2 separate regions of the Homo sapiens genome follow, and region 2 is linked to region 1. The links are chromatin loops, found by intact Hi-C in ENCODE. Cell type or tissue: dorsolateral prefrontal cortex. All regions are shown on one strand. Links, peaks and the distances in the headings refer to the core of each region. The heading gives the core; the rest is flanking DNA.

Evidence for each region. Hi-C counts contacts between places; a loop is a spot of excess contacts. Peaks named below come from ENCODE experiments on the same cell type or tissue, not always from the same donor. Only the 100,000 strongest peaks of a DNase experiment are listed, where the experiment ranks them.
Region 2: a loop joins it to region 1, with 4 times the contacts of the local background. A loop is called at or near these places in 3 of 110 quality-filtered maps.

The regions. Positions count from the first base shown.
Region 1 is chr13:102,947,801-102,955,975 of GRCh38, reverse strand. No RefSeq gene overlaps it. Among named protein-coding and RNA genes, the nearest start is that of ERCC5, 110 kb to the right of the region's middle. In dorsolateral prefrontal cortex, for the core only: no CTCF peak of the experiment used is centred there; no DNase peak of the experiment used is centred there.
Region 2 is chr13:103,094,051-103,102,225 of GRCh38, reverse strand. No RefSeq gene overlaps it. Among named protein-coding and RNA genes, the nearest start is that of SLC10A2, 32 kb to the right of the region's middle. In dorsolateral prefrontal cortex, for the core only: no CTCF peak of the experiment used is centred there; a DNase peak (open chromatin) is centred at 4,645; H3K27ac peaks cover 1,066 bases; H3K27me3 peaks cover 310 bases.

The DNA of each region.
Region 1 (8,175 bases), core at 2,010-4,509:
AAGATTCATGTAAACCATCTTATTCCCAGCACATTCTTGCTATCCTTGCACTTGTTCCTTGATCAGATAAGGAGACAGTGGGACCATTTTCAATCCTTAATCTGATCCTCTAAAACATTACTAAATATTCAATAATAAAAGTGTTGTATATTGACAGGGGATGTCAGCAGCCCAAAAATGTTTAATGAAGTACCTGAAAATACAGATAGATTATACCGGCAGAGTCAATAAGACAACAGCCATTCAGGCAAGACATGGCACAAAAGCCAGAGGTGATAACTGCCCCCAAAACTTAAAGGGAAAAACACTTCCCTGATCAATGCCATTCTCCCACCTCCCTTTCTGAAAACTATTTACTTCAAGAAGTACTTACCAAAAAAAAAAATATATTCACTATTTCCTGAAATCTGAATATTGTTTGTCTTCTAAAACCACCTGGTAAAATAGCTTAGCTTTCCACCCATCACTGACACCCCAGTGTTCTTTTCCCTCTGGGTGTACTGAGGGTGGAGAAATGGGAACGATCCCAGATCGAGGGTGGGATCTCCCTGGGGTCATTGGGGAAATGCAAGATGACCTCTCACTAAATTGTATGACTGTTGGAAAGTAGACAGGGGTGGCATGGAGAAAATAAACCTAAAATCATTTTTCCCTATAATTGGGCTCTGGGCAATATTTGAATTCCTTTTGATAACAATTAGACTGTGGTGTAGCTCTTCTTTAGAGCCTAGGAAATATTACTGGCATTTGTTTTGGATATTACTATTCAAAATGCTGCTACCGATTAGTAAGTCTCTCCGAGGTTATAAACGCTGGAAAGAAAACGCTGGAAAATGATCCCAGAATGAAGGAGAACATAGAGATAAGACAACTGAAAGCAAGGTATAATTTGGAATTGGATTGTTTTTTCTCTGGCAGGTGTTATTGAGCCAACAGGAGAGCTGGAGTGGGACCTGAATATTAGATGTTAGTAAGGCATCAATGTTAATTTCTTGACTTTAATGGTTGCATTTGGAAATGATGGGCATTAAATGGTACAGAAAGAAGAAAGAGGAAGAGGAGGGAAAGGAGGAAAGGAAGAAGAAAGAGAAGAGGTTCTTTGCACTGTCCTCACAACTTTGCTGAGCTGGGGATTGTTTTAAAAATAAATAAAATTATATAAAAGAAACTCAATAAAATAAATCATTCAAATCTCAATACTTCTCTTCTTTGTGATTTCATGCACTCTCAAATCTGCAAAGTCTGCAACTACTCCATTAACGCAATGGCTTTCTGCATCAATGACTTACTGCTTCATGACAAATCACCCCAAAACATGGTGGCTTAAAATAACAACCATCTATTTAGCTCAGAATTCTATGGGGCAGAAACATTGAATGGGATCAGCTATGCAATTCTGCTAGGCTGGGCTGGGCTTACTCATGCATTTGCAGTGAGTTGCCAGTCCCACTGGGAGCCCCTGCTTCTGGGGATTGCCTGGCTGTCAGCTGAGACCATGAAGGAAACTAGGCCATATATCTGTTATCATCTACCCAGCTAGGCTGAGTTTTTTCTCCTGGCTGCTCAAGGTTCTAAAAGCACATAGATAGTAAACCCCACGCAATCTTCTACATTTTCAACTTTCCGCTCGCCTCACAGGTGCTGCTGTCCCATTGGCAAAGCAAGCCACACAGACAAGCCCAAGGTCAATGTAGGAAGGCCCCATCAAACTGCATCAATATTGGGTGTCATTACAGCAATCTAGCCAGCACACTCCCAAATCTCCATTTCTAACTCTGCTTTCTCATCCTACTTAAACTGCCTGCTAGACATCTCTTCATGGTGTCCTCCCTGAATTTCAAATTTCACTTGTATAAAATTCATCATATTATAGCCAACACAGGATAATGAATAGAACGAGGCTTCTAGTCAGCTCTGGGTTTGAATTCTACTTATTGTGAGATTTTGGTTTAAGCTACTTAAATCTCTGAGAATGGCTTCCATTTTCAACAAAAATAATAATAAATATTTGATAGTTATTATGGGGATTAAACAAGATAGTGTACTGTCAACCCTTAACACACAGTAGGCAATCAATAATTTTTTTTGTATTCTCCACCCATTATCTAGAGAAACCTACTCCCCTTTTCGAATTTCTTTATTGACATGTTCTCACTCATCCAGGCTGATGGAAACACTGTGGCCATTTTCACATTTTCCTTTTCCTTTGCCCATTTGTATTCAACCTGCCCACCTAATGGGTTATCTGAAGAATTACACTGAAGCACGTAACAAAGTGCCTATCAAATCATAGTTCGTCTCTGTATATTTTTTTCATTTTTAAAAGGCTTGTTAATAATCAAAATCAGTTCATTGCATTTCTGCAATTTTACTCAACAAACATTAAGTATCAGGGATGAACTCGTCACCTTTTGGGTCTCTTACCAAAGCTACACTTCTTCCTCCATCTTCCGTGTCTGTCCCCTGTCAGCACCAACAACCAGGGCCCTCAGGACATGACCCTGAGAGTCCTCCTTGACGTGGTTCTCATCCGCTTCACTCAAATAATTCACCATGAAGTCCTACTGGTAGAACTACCTGGCTTCAGTTTCATCACCACCACTGACTCGCTGATTGACATTGGACCAGTCACTTAATCTCTCTGTTTCGGTTTCCTCATCTGTAAAATGGGAGTGATAATAACAGTACAGGATGCACTTAGACTGTGCCCGCTACCTACCCAGTGCTTTGATAGGGTTAGCTATTACTGTTGGCCCCTGAGTCCTTCCTTGTCTCTCCATCTCTGCTTGCTGCTACCTCAGTTCAGGCTCTCACCATCCCTCTTGGGTGTGAGTGCCATTCATCACCCTCTAACTTAAATCCAGCGCCTGGTGTCACCTCTTCCAATCCATCCTCCCTGCAGGCACCAGGGAAATCAGTGCAAAAGGACAAGCCCAGGATGCCACTTTCCTTCTGAAAGCCCTTCACCTACTGCTATCTTCTCAGACTATTTGGACTGAAGATCAGTTTGTTTCCTAACCAAGTTTCAGTAACAGAACATACATGTGTAAAACAGTAAAAAGTATTTATTGGAAAAATTTAATACAAAAAAACCTAAACATATACAAAATAAAAGTCTCAAATTTTAATTGTCACACGTCATGGGCATAAAGAGTCTGTCAAATTGCTGATGGGGTACGGTGGCTCACGCCTGTAATCCCAGCACTTTGGGAGCCCGAGACAGGCAGATCACTTGAGGTCAGGAGTTCGAGACCAACCTGGTCAACATGGTGAAACCCTGTCCTACTAAAAATATAAAAGTTAGCCAGGCATGATGGCACATGCCTGTAATCCCAGCTACTCAGGAGGCTGAGTTAGGAGAATTGCTTGAACCCGGGAGGTGGAGGTTACAGTGAGCCGAGATCATACCACTGCACTCCAGCCTGGGTGATAGAGCAAGACTCTGTCTCAAAAAAAAAAAAGAAAAAAAGAAAAGAGTCTGTCAAATTGCTGCGAAAGTTTCTAAACACACAGTCCTGATTTCTCCACTCATCTCTTCATGGACCCCTGACAAACAGCTACTGGACTGAGAGCTCCCCTTTGAGAAGCACCTAAGTTAGGAGCCCTTCACTACCGATGGTCCAGCTAGTTTTTTGCCTAATCTTATCCTCCAATCCAACCCTTCCCCCACACCCCAACTCTTCCTGCAAAATGTGTATTTATGCATTTGTGCATTCATTCACTTACATATTATTTATTTATTTATTGACTTGGGTTCCCCCAATGTATAATCCATCTCTGTTCCTTCCCACATGCTGATTCCTCTTCCTCTTCGCATTTTTGTGACCAGAAAACTCCTAAGCAGATGCTGCATGATCTATAGTCTTCCTATCCGCTACTCGGTGTTGCAGCTGCCTGCCAGGCCCTGTTTCATCCCTGATACGATGGTTGGTTGTCATCGCCTTCCTTGACACTGCTGTGTGGCTGCCAGCACTCTGGTTAGTGTGGTCTCTCCCCGCCTTTAAGAGTTGCAGGCCACTGAGTCCTGTTGCCCCGCAACGCTGCTGCGGCACTGCTGCTTCTATAAGAAAGGAAGATTTCCTCCTTGAATTACTAAAGCCATCTGAGCCTTTTAGTGAAAGCCTGCTTATTCCATTCCTCTCTCCTTTCTCCTTAGGTAACTGGGGAAATGCACTTGAAGACAGCTTCAGACAACAGTTAAAGACACCACCTTGTATCTCATCAACTTTGCCGAACACCTACTCTGTCTGTTATTCAGCTGGCTGCAATAAAAGCAGAAAGAAAAGCGCATCCCCACCAGAAAAGCAGCACTTAGAGCCACTCAAGAAAGATCAGAATCGTGGGATTGTACTGGTGGTTGGGGTAATTTAAGGAAGAGCACTAAGTTGGTGACTAGGATTTTAGTCTTGAGAGACAGTTCTCTGTGGGTCTTTCTCATTTTCACACGTCTTCTTAGCAGAGGCATGACAGCCTTTTTTCTCTTTTCAAAAATATACATGAACAGTTGAAAGGTAGGAACAGTGTCTTCTTCTGGAGCAGAGGGAAGAATGTTGTACAGTACAATAAAGATAATGTCTCCAGGCAGGGCGTGGTGGCTCACACTTGTAATCCCGGCACTTTGGGAGGCTGAGGTGGTTGGATTGCCTGAGGTCAGGAGTTCTAGATCAGCCTGGCCAACATGGTGAAACCCCAACTCTACTAAAAAAAAAATACAAAAATTAGCCAGGTATGGTGGAGGGTGCCTGTAATCCCAGCTACTTAAGAAGCTGAGGCAGGAAAATCGCTTGAACTCAGGAGGCAGTGGTTGCAGTGAGCTAAGATCATGCCATTGCACTGCAGCCTGGGTGACAAGAGCAAAACTCTGTCTCAAAAAAAAAAAGATGTCTCCCTCCTGGGCAAAACTTAGGTAGGTTTGCTTGCATTTCATTTATTACCAAATATTGGTGTTCCCTAAGCTGAGGGTTTCTCAAATACACGTGCAACATCCAGGGCCCCGAATGAGTTCACATCCTTTACAGGGACATAGATGAAGCTAGAAACCATCATCCTCAGTAAACTAACACAGAAACAGAAAATCAAACACCGCATGTTCTCACTCATAAGTAGGAGTTGAACAAGGAGAACACATGGACACAGGGAGGGAAACATCACACACTGGGGCCTGTCGGTGGGTGAGGGACTAGGGAAGGGAGAGTATTAGGACAAACACCTAATGCATGTGGGGCTTAGAACCTAGATGACGGGTTGATAGATCCAGCAAACCACCATGGCACATGTATACCTAGGTAACAAACCTGTACATTCTGCACATGTATCCCAGAACTTAAAGTAAAATTAAAAAATAAATAAATAAATAAAAATACATAAATAAATATAACTAATTAAACATCCAGGACCACTCTGTGTGGCCCCAGTGGGACTTGGGAGACGAAGGGAACTGACACAAGCATTCATTGCATGCCACTTGCTATGCAGGGAGGGAAAAAGTCCTTTGTCTCTTACCCAGGAGTGTTGTGTCTTCTATCAGCATCTGTGAATCAGTGGCAGGCTTAAGTGTTAGCTCAAAAGTGGCGTAAAATAACACAGTTCTCGACATTTAGAAGAGGTCAGGGAACTATTTCACAGGTCCCACTTGAGCTAAGACATACAGGCTTTGCGTAAGTTAGCCGTAAGGACATTCTAGAAGACAAAAAGAAAAGCACATAGCAGGGAATGGTGGCATCACCTCATGACACATTTAGGAAAATGCAAGTAGAACAGGACGGCCAGATCATTGCCAAAGATTTCACAGACAGCTGTGAAACTAAACCGATGTGTTCGATTTAGACTTAGCGTTCATTTTGAGTTACATTTTTTAACAGCATTAAGCATAGTCTAAATTAGCTAATGCAGTGCTTCCCAAACTGGTGTCAAAGAAAAACTTTGTAGTTTTCCTTGTAATGTAGCATTAATCCTGTGCCAAGAAAAATAGACTTTCCTTGCACTATTAAGTGAGTTTGTTAACGGCAAGCAAAGTTCGATACTTTTTTTACTGAAGCCCTTCTGGATACTTTAAAATGTCAATCAATATTTTGAATCACCAAATGGGAACTGTAGCATACAGTCTAGCTAGTCCCAGCTAATCTGATCAGATAGCCTTTGTTTGGGGAACCCTGATTAACATTTCCCAGAATCATTGTTCTGCTCCTCCTAATATGAGTAATGTTCTGTCTAATCCATTTAAAAATCACTATAGCATTATTATAAACAAACAAATAAAATTACAAATGAGTAAAATTAATCTTTAGCTGGATTTGCTTTGAAAATATATCTATGTGGTTAGGATTCTGTGATCCTAGCCTTGATCACCTAAAGAAAGTGAAATTCTATAGAGGCTTGTATGCATCTGTTCTCCGCTCCAATGACCTGCAAAATAATAACTCAATTCATTAATTGCACAGGAACATGTTAGCTCATACACCTAACCTCTAGTTGACTAAATTGTTGTAAGAACAATTTATATAATACTGAAATATATATATATATGCATATATGTGTGTGTGTGTGTGTGTGTGTGTGTGTGTATAGTGCAATAGAACACAGAAGTTTGGAGGTTTACCCTTTATAATTCAGACATTATTTACTTTGCTGAAGAATGCCTTCAGAGTCTTATTACACTCTAGGTCATTGAAAATATAGTATTGCACACATATCATTTTAGTATGAAATATATATATTATATGTAATAATATGTGTATTATATCTGCATTCATATATATTATATATACACTGAAAATACCTAGACAAATTTCTCTTAACCCTAAAACAAAAAGAATTAGGAAGCCAAGCCGGGAAAATTTGATAGCCCTTTGATTGTTGGCCATTTTATAGCTGAAAAACGGCTTAATTATTGTTACAAGTACACACTAAAATAAAAAGCAAATATTGTTTCCTTAAAGTTGAAGGGAGGATTGATTGAAAAGCTCCACTGGCCAAAAATATTTGGAAGAGTTTGTCATCATCTGCTTCAGCCTGTTGAATGGCAGAAATTCAATGCACTGGCTCTCCAATGTTTTGAAAAAAAAGGATTCTAATCTATCATTACCTCACCATTGAATCCCCCCACCACCACCATGTTATCATATAGAAGATATTCGGTCAATGTCTATTAAATCAATAAATGAATGTTTCACCTTATAATTGATTTGATAACTATATTGTACAATTTTGAGGATGTTCGCTGATTTTTATGAAATTCTTTACCACCAATCCTGCTGATTCAGATGACTAAAAAAGTTCATTAGAGAAACAGAGAAAATACAAAAGAAATGTTTAAATGATTTATCAGAAGCAATAACTAAATTACTAAAATCCCGAGGATTATATAGAGTGAAACACTACAGTACAGCAAACATAGATAACATTCTGTTTACACAGATATTACATTAAAGTTGAAAAGCAAACAAAATTATCTTTATAGTTTCTCTTTTGTAAAATCATGGATAGGGTTTTAAAATTTTCATTTATTTCAACTCTGAGTTTCTCATATGAAGTAGTGTTTATTTCATATAATCCTCTGGATTTTAACAAAGGAATACTTTGTTATTTAAAATGTCATGCTGATGAGTGAGAAACATGCTGAAATCAATAAAAGATTTAAACTGCATAGGCCAGTATTCTTTTCCTATCTCACAATGATTCAGTCTCCCCATGTCCACGGGCTTTGTCCCTCCATTGTTTGTTAGTCTTGGCGCCGCCAGGATAATCCCCAGCTGCAAATTTCTCTTCCCCGATTTGCATGCATGAGGACTCACTGCCACCCAGAGCCATAAATTATTTGTGCATTTTAGCCTCATATCATGACCTTTCATAATGAAAAAAAAATGATTCCCAACCTCGAAGGATTTATTATCTATATGGAGAGAAAGTCAAATGCAAAATTAACTGTTCTGCAAAATGGAATTCATTTCCTCATCCATTCATTAAGTCATTATTGATTCATTCAGCAACATTTATTTACCGCATGTGAAGGTACTGCTTCTGTGGAAGATACTGTGGATGTAAAGACAAATAAAATATCTCAGTCTGCTGCCATCCTCCTACTTCCCTGCCTGCCTTTCCAGAACCCTGGCTTTGGCTTATGTCTAGGCTCTATAGTCCCTCAACAACCACGAAAGACCGTTGTCTACAGTTTTC
Region 2 (8,175 bases), core at 3,531-6,030, 140 kb before region 1:
ATTTTTTACTTGAAGGTTTTAAAAATGAAGAAGCAAAAGGGCTCACTAAGCTTCATTTGCAGCAGGCAGAGCCCTGTCAGTGAGTCAGCCCCACACACAAAATCGTACACGTGCTCGCACGCGTCTCTCATGCCATATCACTCCAACACAGACTGCTTCTCACCCTCCCTATCTCAGTCCACAGGTTGCACGTTTTACCTATCCAGAACACTCTCTGCTGTGTGAGGAATAATTGCTGTACCAAAGGCAACGCACACACACCCTTAGCTATCTCCAGCTTTCCACACAGTAGGTAGAATTTGAGATTTCTGGCTTATCATTTTATAAAATGCAGAGCAGGAAATTTAGAATATCTCATAAAATAAAAAGGTTTTCAACAGGAAGATCTACCCAGGGCAGCACTCCTGGCCACGTTTTATTACTATTCCATTTCTCTCCTGAAGCCCAGCCACCTGGTTTGCATTTTCCCTGCAGCTTGACATCTTCAGGATGCCTTTCTCAGCTGAGTGGCCTGTGGCAGGGGCAATGGCCCTTCTCCAAGGAGCACATGGGTTAGCACATGTGCTGTTTTCAACAAACCACCTGACAAAACTGTGACTTGCCCCCACGTGAAGAGTAGAGGTTGTAGAGGGGAGTTAGAACAGGCAAAAGAGAAAAAAGAAAAGCAGAGTGAACTCTGTACATGCATGGACAATCTCCCACTCTGGCCCATCTTTGATTCCTAACCTGCAATCCTGAGTGAGTTTTGAAAGAAAGATGGTTTCCTGACATTAGATGCAATATTGTGGGGTGGAGGGAATGTTTTTATCAGATTCACAATAAAAGATTAAAACCCATCTTGGTGAAGTTTAAAGTTCAGTTAAACAATATCTTCTTTAAACTCTCCAGCATAGCTCAAACTATTAAAAATAATCCCTCCTTTATCTGTTTTTTAAATCTGGTTGTAACCAAAAGGAAGTTTCTTTTTCTACTTTCTGTGTCCAAGGGAAAAAAAAAAATTAAAGGGAAAAACAAAGAAGAGGGAGAGGAGAAGAAAACAAAATTGGAGTGTAGTGAAGATGAAATAAGGAGTTGCTGTAGTAGCAGAATTTGAGAGCTAGAAAGATCACTTTTTCCAACATGCCCTTTTAATAAGTAGACATCATTCATGATTTATGAAAGACTATGAGGCTAAAGTGTTGCCTAGTGACTGCTTCTTGCATCTCACACCCAGCAGCAAGACAACATCCAGGGCAAGTGGGAGAGGGAGTGATGAGTCAGTAGGCAAAGACCTTGCCTGTGGGGCCCCAACAGACTCCTTACAGAAGATATTTCCCTCTGAGTTTGCCCTTAAAGACATTATTGGCTGAGCATGGTAGCTCACACCTGTAATTCCAACATTTTGGGAGCCCAAGGTGGGAGGACCACTTGAGCCCAGGAGTTCAAGACCAGCCAGGGCAACATAGCAAGACCCCATCTCTATAAAAATAAATAAATAAGTAAAAATGCTATGAGTGCACAAAAGCATGCAGTGGCCACAGGATCAACATTGAACAAAGTCAAGTAAAGATTTTTAAATTTTTATTTAGGGCTGTTTATTTAGTTTGATGCTTTGTCTTTCTACCTACCTCTATGCCCTGGGAATTAAGAGAACTGAGTTCAAGGAGCAAATTTGCATTTTGCTTAATGTTAATTGAGATGTTTCCTGCACTTTTGCACCAATATGGTTTGGCTGTGTTCTCACCCAAAATCTCATCTTGAATTGTAATTCCCATAAGCCCCATAATCCCCATGTGTCCAGGGAGAGACCAGGTGGAGGTAATTGAATCATGGGGGTGGTTTCCCCTATGCTGTTCTCATGATAGTGAGTGAGTTCTCACGAGATCTGATGGTTTTATAAGTGTTTGCTAGTTCCTCCTGCATTCATTCTCCTTCCTGCCACCTCATGACAATGTGCCTTGCTTGCCCTTTGCCTTCCACCGTGATTGTAAATTTCCTGAGGTCTCCCCAGCCATGCTGAACTGTGAGTCAAGTAAACCTCTTTTCTTTATAAATTACTCAGTCTCAGGTATGTCTTTATAATAGTGTGAGAATGGACTAATACATGCATCATCTGTGTACATATTATTGTTTAAAAGGGTGTTCCTAGAGAGCATTAACTGACCAAGTCAGACAAGCTGGGGCGTCAGGACCGTGGTCCAGGGTTCTAGGATCCTCAGGCCTTTTCCATGAGCCACACATGCACTCAGTCTCCAACATTCCTCTTCAATGTCTTTTCTTGCTCAGTTCACAAGGAATGTTGCCAAGACCAGCATCCAGGGCCCCTGGGCTGCAGAAGCCCAACACCCTGCCTTTGGCCCTGCTCCAGTCTCTCTAGAACATCCTTTCTTCCTTGTCTATCCTGCTCTTAGAGAACACATGCTCAGCGTTCTTTCTCCCTGACACCACCACTGGCAGAAATTATCCCCCTCTTCCTCACGTCCCCACCAGACACAGGGGACACTAAAAGTGAGGACCATGTTCTATTGTCTCTGTAGACCCAGCAACTAGCAGAGGCTCTGGCAAAAAAAAAAAAAAAAAAAGAAAGTCTCCATGTAATGGTTGAACTAAAGCTTTCATGGGCTCACAATTTATTCATCTGACAAGTGTCTGTTGATCACTACTGTGTACCAGGTCTGTGCTATGAGAAAGGGATATAAAGATAAACAAGACCCAGTTTATGTTTACCAAGAGCTCTTAGTCTAATGGAAATGAATGCAAATCTGTCAACCTCTAAAGGAGAAAAAAATATCCAAGTTTATTCCCTTCTGACAATAGGACAGAGGCATCTTATTCATGGGACCAGAGTTCCACCACCGTTTGTAGAGAAACTCACCTGACTGGGCATCATAGCCATACCTGATGAAGTTTTAATAACCTGATATGTTTAAAGCTGAATTCAAGTTAACAGAGGCCTGAAGATATTAGAGTTGATTAGGGAAAGTACAAAAGAGAAAGAAAGAAAATTAAATCTGAGAAAGAGAAATAAAAATGATAATCAAATTTTACAGTGGGCAATTTTGTTCTATTTCTCTGTCTCAAAGTAGAGGTGAAAGTAGAATTTCCTTTTATTCTTTAGAAAATCCACAACTGGCCCAGGAGGCCAGGCATGTACTCAGTTCCCACCTCAAGACTTCATGTATAGCGTTCTCCTATTTTTAAAAGTGGATTTCTGTAAAATGTTTCATAATGTGGATTGGTTTCTTTGGGGTCTGCCTCTGCACTATAGCTGCATTAAAAAAGACATTAATAACTTTTCCGTTAATGGGTTTTTCAGAGTCTCCAAAGACTCACCTTGTACATTATAACTTCCTCCCACTTAGCCCCCTGGCTATGTCTTGATTGCCCTTGTAAGACATCTTCAGGACATGTTGCTTAAGTTAAAGATTGTCCTTATGAGAAATAACTTCTCATACTATGCACAACGTACACTCAGGAAACAGCAGTGCTTAAGTGCCGTCATTTCATGTGTCATTTTACCTTCATCCTGTGAAACGCTCAGCTCTGAGAGGGGCTGACCCTGCCTAGTAAATGAAGAATTTCAAAGACAGAGGCAGCTGAGGCTCTATCTAAGACATGAGAGGTGACTTTGAACTGGTTATTTCATGTTTTTGTCCTTTGCCAAGACACTCTAGTCAACTCACCCAATCTTCACTTTTACAGGGTGAGGTGGAGTTTCCAGAAAATTATTGTTCCATTTTGAAACCTGTAGAAGAGAGAAAAAAGATTCCATAAAATCATAATTTGCTAAGTGTATGTGTATGTGTGTATACATGAAATATATGAGTATCTTTTCTATCATCCAGATATGCTAATATTAAAGATAGAGTCTTGCAACGGGTCTCAAATTTTGCTACGCTCTCTATGACAACATAGAATGTAAATCATTAGAGGGTAGGAACTATGGTAGCCTTGTGTTTGTCACTGCTTCTAGTCTTGTAATTTTAGCCTTTTCTGGTCCCAAAAGAAATCAACCTTGCATCTCCCTAAATACCTGTCACTGGGACTAGCAACTGGCACTAGCCGCTTTAGCTGGGCAAGTAAACCCTGAATTCAGAAGTGACAAACAAACGTCCCAAGATTCTTCTTGCTAAAGTAGGAGTTCTTTACCTTTTATGAGTTACAGACAGCTTTGGGAAGATTTTTTAAATGTACATAGCTACAAACAAAAGTTTGCATGCTGTTTTTGGAGGGTCATAGGCCCTGACAGCTAACTTCAGCATCTCTACCTTGAAAATATTTTTAAAATCAGCCTGCCCCATCTCCTCATATTCTGCCCTCTCTTCCCCAGGTTGGCAGCCCTTGCTTTATTTTGGTCTCTGCTGTCTTCTTGTTACTCAGAGAGCACTTGTTAAGTAAACAGCCTCCGCAATGATCAGGTAACTGCAGTGGTAGTTGTGTGCCTCACCATGCTGCCATTAAAGAAATGACAGTCTGGTTAACCAAGCAGCACTGGTTTTTGACAGATGACAAAGCATTCATGGCACTGAGATCGGTTTCAAAACAAATGGCTGTCTCAGGCTACTCACCACTCTGTTGTGAGACTGTCAGGGGCTGCCTATACGTGGTTCACATCCGAGGAAGCTTGGCCAACTGGCGCTCACAAGAGATGACATCTATCAACAGCATCAGTCTCTGCAGGCCTCCAAGTACTACACCCAACATTCAAACACAAAGCGTGATAGAAGAGGCATCCCAGTGCGGCAGCTGCAAATTAGCAGCAGACAATGAAAAGTTGGTTCAAAATTTGGCTTCATGGTTTTCATTCAGGGCAGCATGATGAGTGAAAGCAGACTTTTGTCTCCAGTGGACCTCATTTGCCACTCACTTGCCCTTTCAAACCACCCTTTTACTCAGTTTCCCTTTATAGAAAATGGGGAAAATTGAAAAAATTATTTCCCAGGTTACTGTGAATGGTAAATGTAGTGGTAGTTAGTGCAGGTAACTACTACAGTGCCTGTCAAGTATTAAAGGATTCAAGAAACTTACGACTGAAACAGTAAATGCAAGTTAATTCTAACTTATAAAAGGAAATCATCTAAGTTTTATCTGAGAACTACATAGTGAAGTCAGTCTGTGTGGGCTGCCATAAGAAAATGCCATAGACTGAGGGGCTTAAACAACAGAAATTGATGTCTTGAAGTCCTGGAGGCTGGAAGTCAAAGATCGAAGTGCGGATGGAGATCAAAGTGTGGGTGGACTCTGTTCTTGGTGTGAGTCTTCTTCCTGGTTTGCAAATGCTGCCTTCTCGTTGTGTCTTCACGTGGCAGATGTGGTGTGGGGGAGAAAGAGGCAGACGTGGTGCTTTCTGGTGTCTCTTCTTGTAAGCATACTAATCTCATCAGATCAGGGCTACACACTTATGACTTCGTGTCACCTTAATTCCCTCCTAAAGGCCCTATCTTTAAATACAGTCTCATTAGTGGTTAGGAATTAGTGCAACTTAGGAACTTGGGGGGAATGCAATTCAATTCCTTGCAAATGGCAATAGATTTTAGGTATCCTGAGAAATTTGGAAAATGAGACCCAAACTGAAATAATATCTCTAATTAACAAATTTTATAAATCTTGAACAGAGAAAATTAAAATTCTGAATTGAGAACATCCATATGAAATTATATTTCTTCTTCTCTGGGTTGAGGGAGAGCCATGCCAAGTCCAGAAATTCTCCATTTGGCCCATTTTATGAGTTTATTGGTACAATTTAAGGGTTGGACCGCAGACACAGAAGTATGATCCGAGGGACACTCCAGCGACTGTGCCAGGGAGTGAGGGCAGGGAAGGCGGGCTGGCCTGCAACTGCCACTTGCTCCGAGCGGCCATTGTCAGTGAAGGATCCTGGGGGCCAGAGAAAGTATTTTAAAGTTCATGGCACACAAACGTATGGAAGAAGTCAGGGATATTTTAAAGTTCATGGCATACAAAAGTATGGAAGAAGTCAGGGATATTTTCTGAGTTGGGAAAAACATACCCAGTTTTCTGCTAAGTCAACACAGCTTTTCTTTTTCTTCTAGCTCTGGAGAAACTAAAATGTGAGGGAAAAAGCTCCCCTGCATTTTCATGCCCAGCTGTCTGTGCTTTGCCATTCCTTTGGCTTGAATACTGTTCCTGCCTTCCCTCATGGGCAAAATAATCAAGTCCTAAGGCAATAACATCCTCCTTATAATTTCTTGTAAGTCCCTTAGCCCATCAGCATTCTCTCTCTTTCGCCCCATATCCCAATACACTTTCCTCTTGCTACTTTGTGACCTGTTAGCAAGTTCTTTACCCCTCCACCACTCAGTTTCCTTGCCTGCAAAATGGGTATGTTATTGATACACATCTCATAGATTTGTAGTAGTTAATGAAACAATAAATGTGAAGCATTTAATACTGTGCATGACATATTATAGCCACTTAATACATTTTAACCTATTGCTATTATTATAAATCGTTTGTAACATGCGTTTCAGATATCTTGAACAACTTTCCAGACCTTAGTGCTTCTATTAACTACATAATATTTACAGGACTGTATAAAAATAGATAAAGACACTTAAAAGTATGTATGACATGTTCTTTTTAAAAAGTTGGATTGAATTTATGATTCTTGGAGAAATGTATGATTTTCTCCTATAAATCATTATTCTTTTAAAATCAATCATGTTGAGGCACAATTTAAATTCAATGAAATTTACTCATTTTATGCGTAAAGTTTAATGCATTTTCACTAATGCATACACCATTGTGACTGTCACCACTTATGAGACACAAAACACTTCCATCCCCCTGAAAGGTCCCTTGTGTCCTGGTCCACTCAAGCCCATTCCACCCCTACCCTGGGAAATTACTGATCTACTTTCTGTCACTACAGATTAATTTTACCTGATCTATAATTTGATATAAATCAAATCCTACAGTTTGCTTTCATTTTTTTCTAGCTTCTTTTCCCAGATTAATGTTTGGAGATTTGCCTATATTGTTAAATCTATCATTACCTAATTTTTTTATTGTTTTTAATTTATTTTTTATTTTTACCCATTGTAGGGCTATACCACACAGTTTGTATATAGCTTCACTGTAGATGGACATTTGGTTGTTTCTGTCTTTTATGCATCATGTATAAAGCTGCCATGAACATTTCATTACAAGTCTTCATATAAACACAACTTTTCATTTCTCTTGGAATTATTGTTAGGTAAAATGGCAAGTGCATATTTATAAGAAACTTCCAGGTTATCTCCTATTTTGATTTCCCCCCAGTGATGTATGACTTCCAGTACTCAATGACATTACCAATATTTTGTGCTGTAAGTCTTTACTTTTTACCTTTATAGTAGGTGAACAGCAGTATCTTACAGCAATTTTTGTTTATTTTCTCTGATAATTAATGATGTTGATGATCTTTTCATGTGCTCCTTGGCCATTCATATATTGTCTTCTATGAAGTTCCTGTTCAAATATTTTGTTTATTTTTTTCTCATTAAGTTGTAGAAACTCTTTATGTATTCTAACTACAAGTCCCTTGTAATATACATGTATTCTAATATCCTCTTACAATCTTCGGCTTGCCTCTCATGTTCTTAGCAGTATCTTTTAAAGAAAAGAGCTTTGGATACAGTCAAATTAATCATTGTTTCTTACATTTAGCTTTGTTTTCTGAGGAATTTTTGCTTACCCCACTGTCACAAACATTTTCTTGTATGTTTTTGACTCATAGTTGTACGGTTTCAGCTTTAACTTTTAACTCTATGATATAGTTAAAATATATTTTTGTGTAAATTGCAAAGTAATGGCTGAAGTTTATTTCTCCCATACATATATCCAGCTCCTCCAGAACAATTTATTTTTTAAGAAATGATTTTTCCCCAGTGAACAACTGTAACACCTTTTTTGGAAATCAATTGACTGCATATGTATGTGTCTATTTTTAGACTCAATATTTGGTTTCACTGCTCCATGTGTTTTTCTCATGCTGATATCAGTCTTGAACACAGCTAAGTCTTGTGTCCCCACCCAAATCTCATCTTGGCTGTGTCCCCACCCAAGTATCATCTTGAATTCCCATGTGTTGTGGGAGGGACTCAGTGGGAGGTAACTGGATCATGGAAGCAGGTCTTTCCCATGATGTTCTCATGGTGGTGGGTGAGTTACATGAGATCTGATGGTATTATGAGG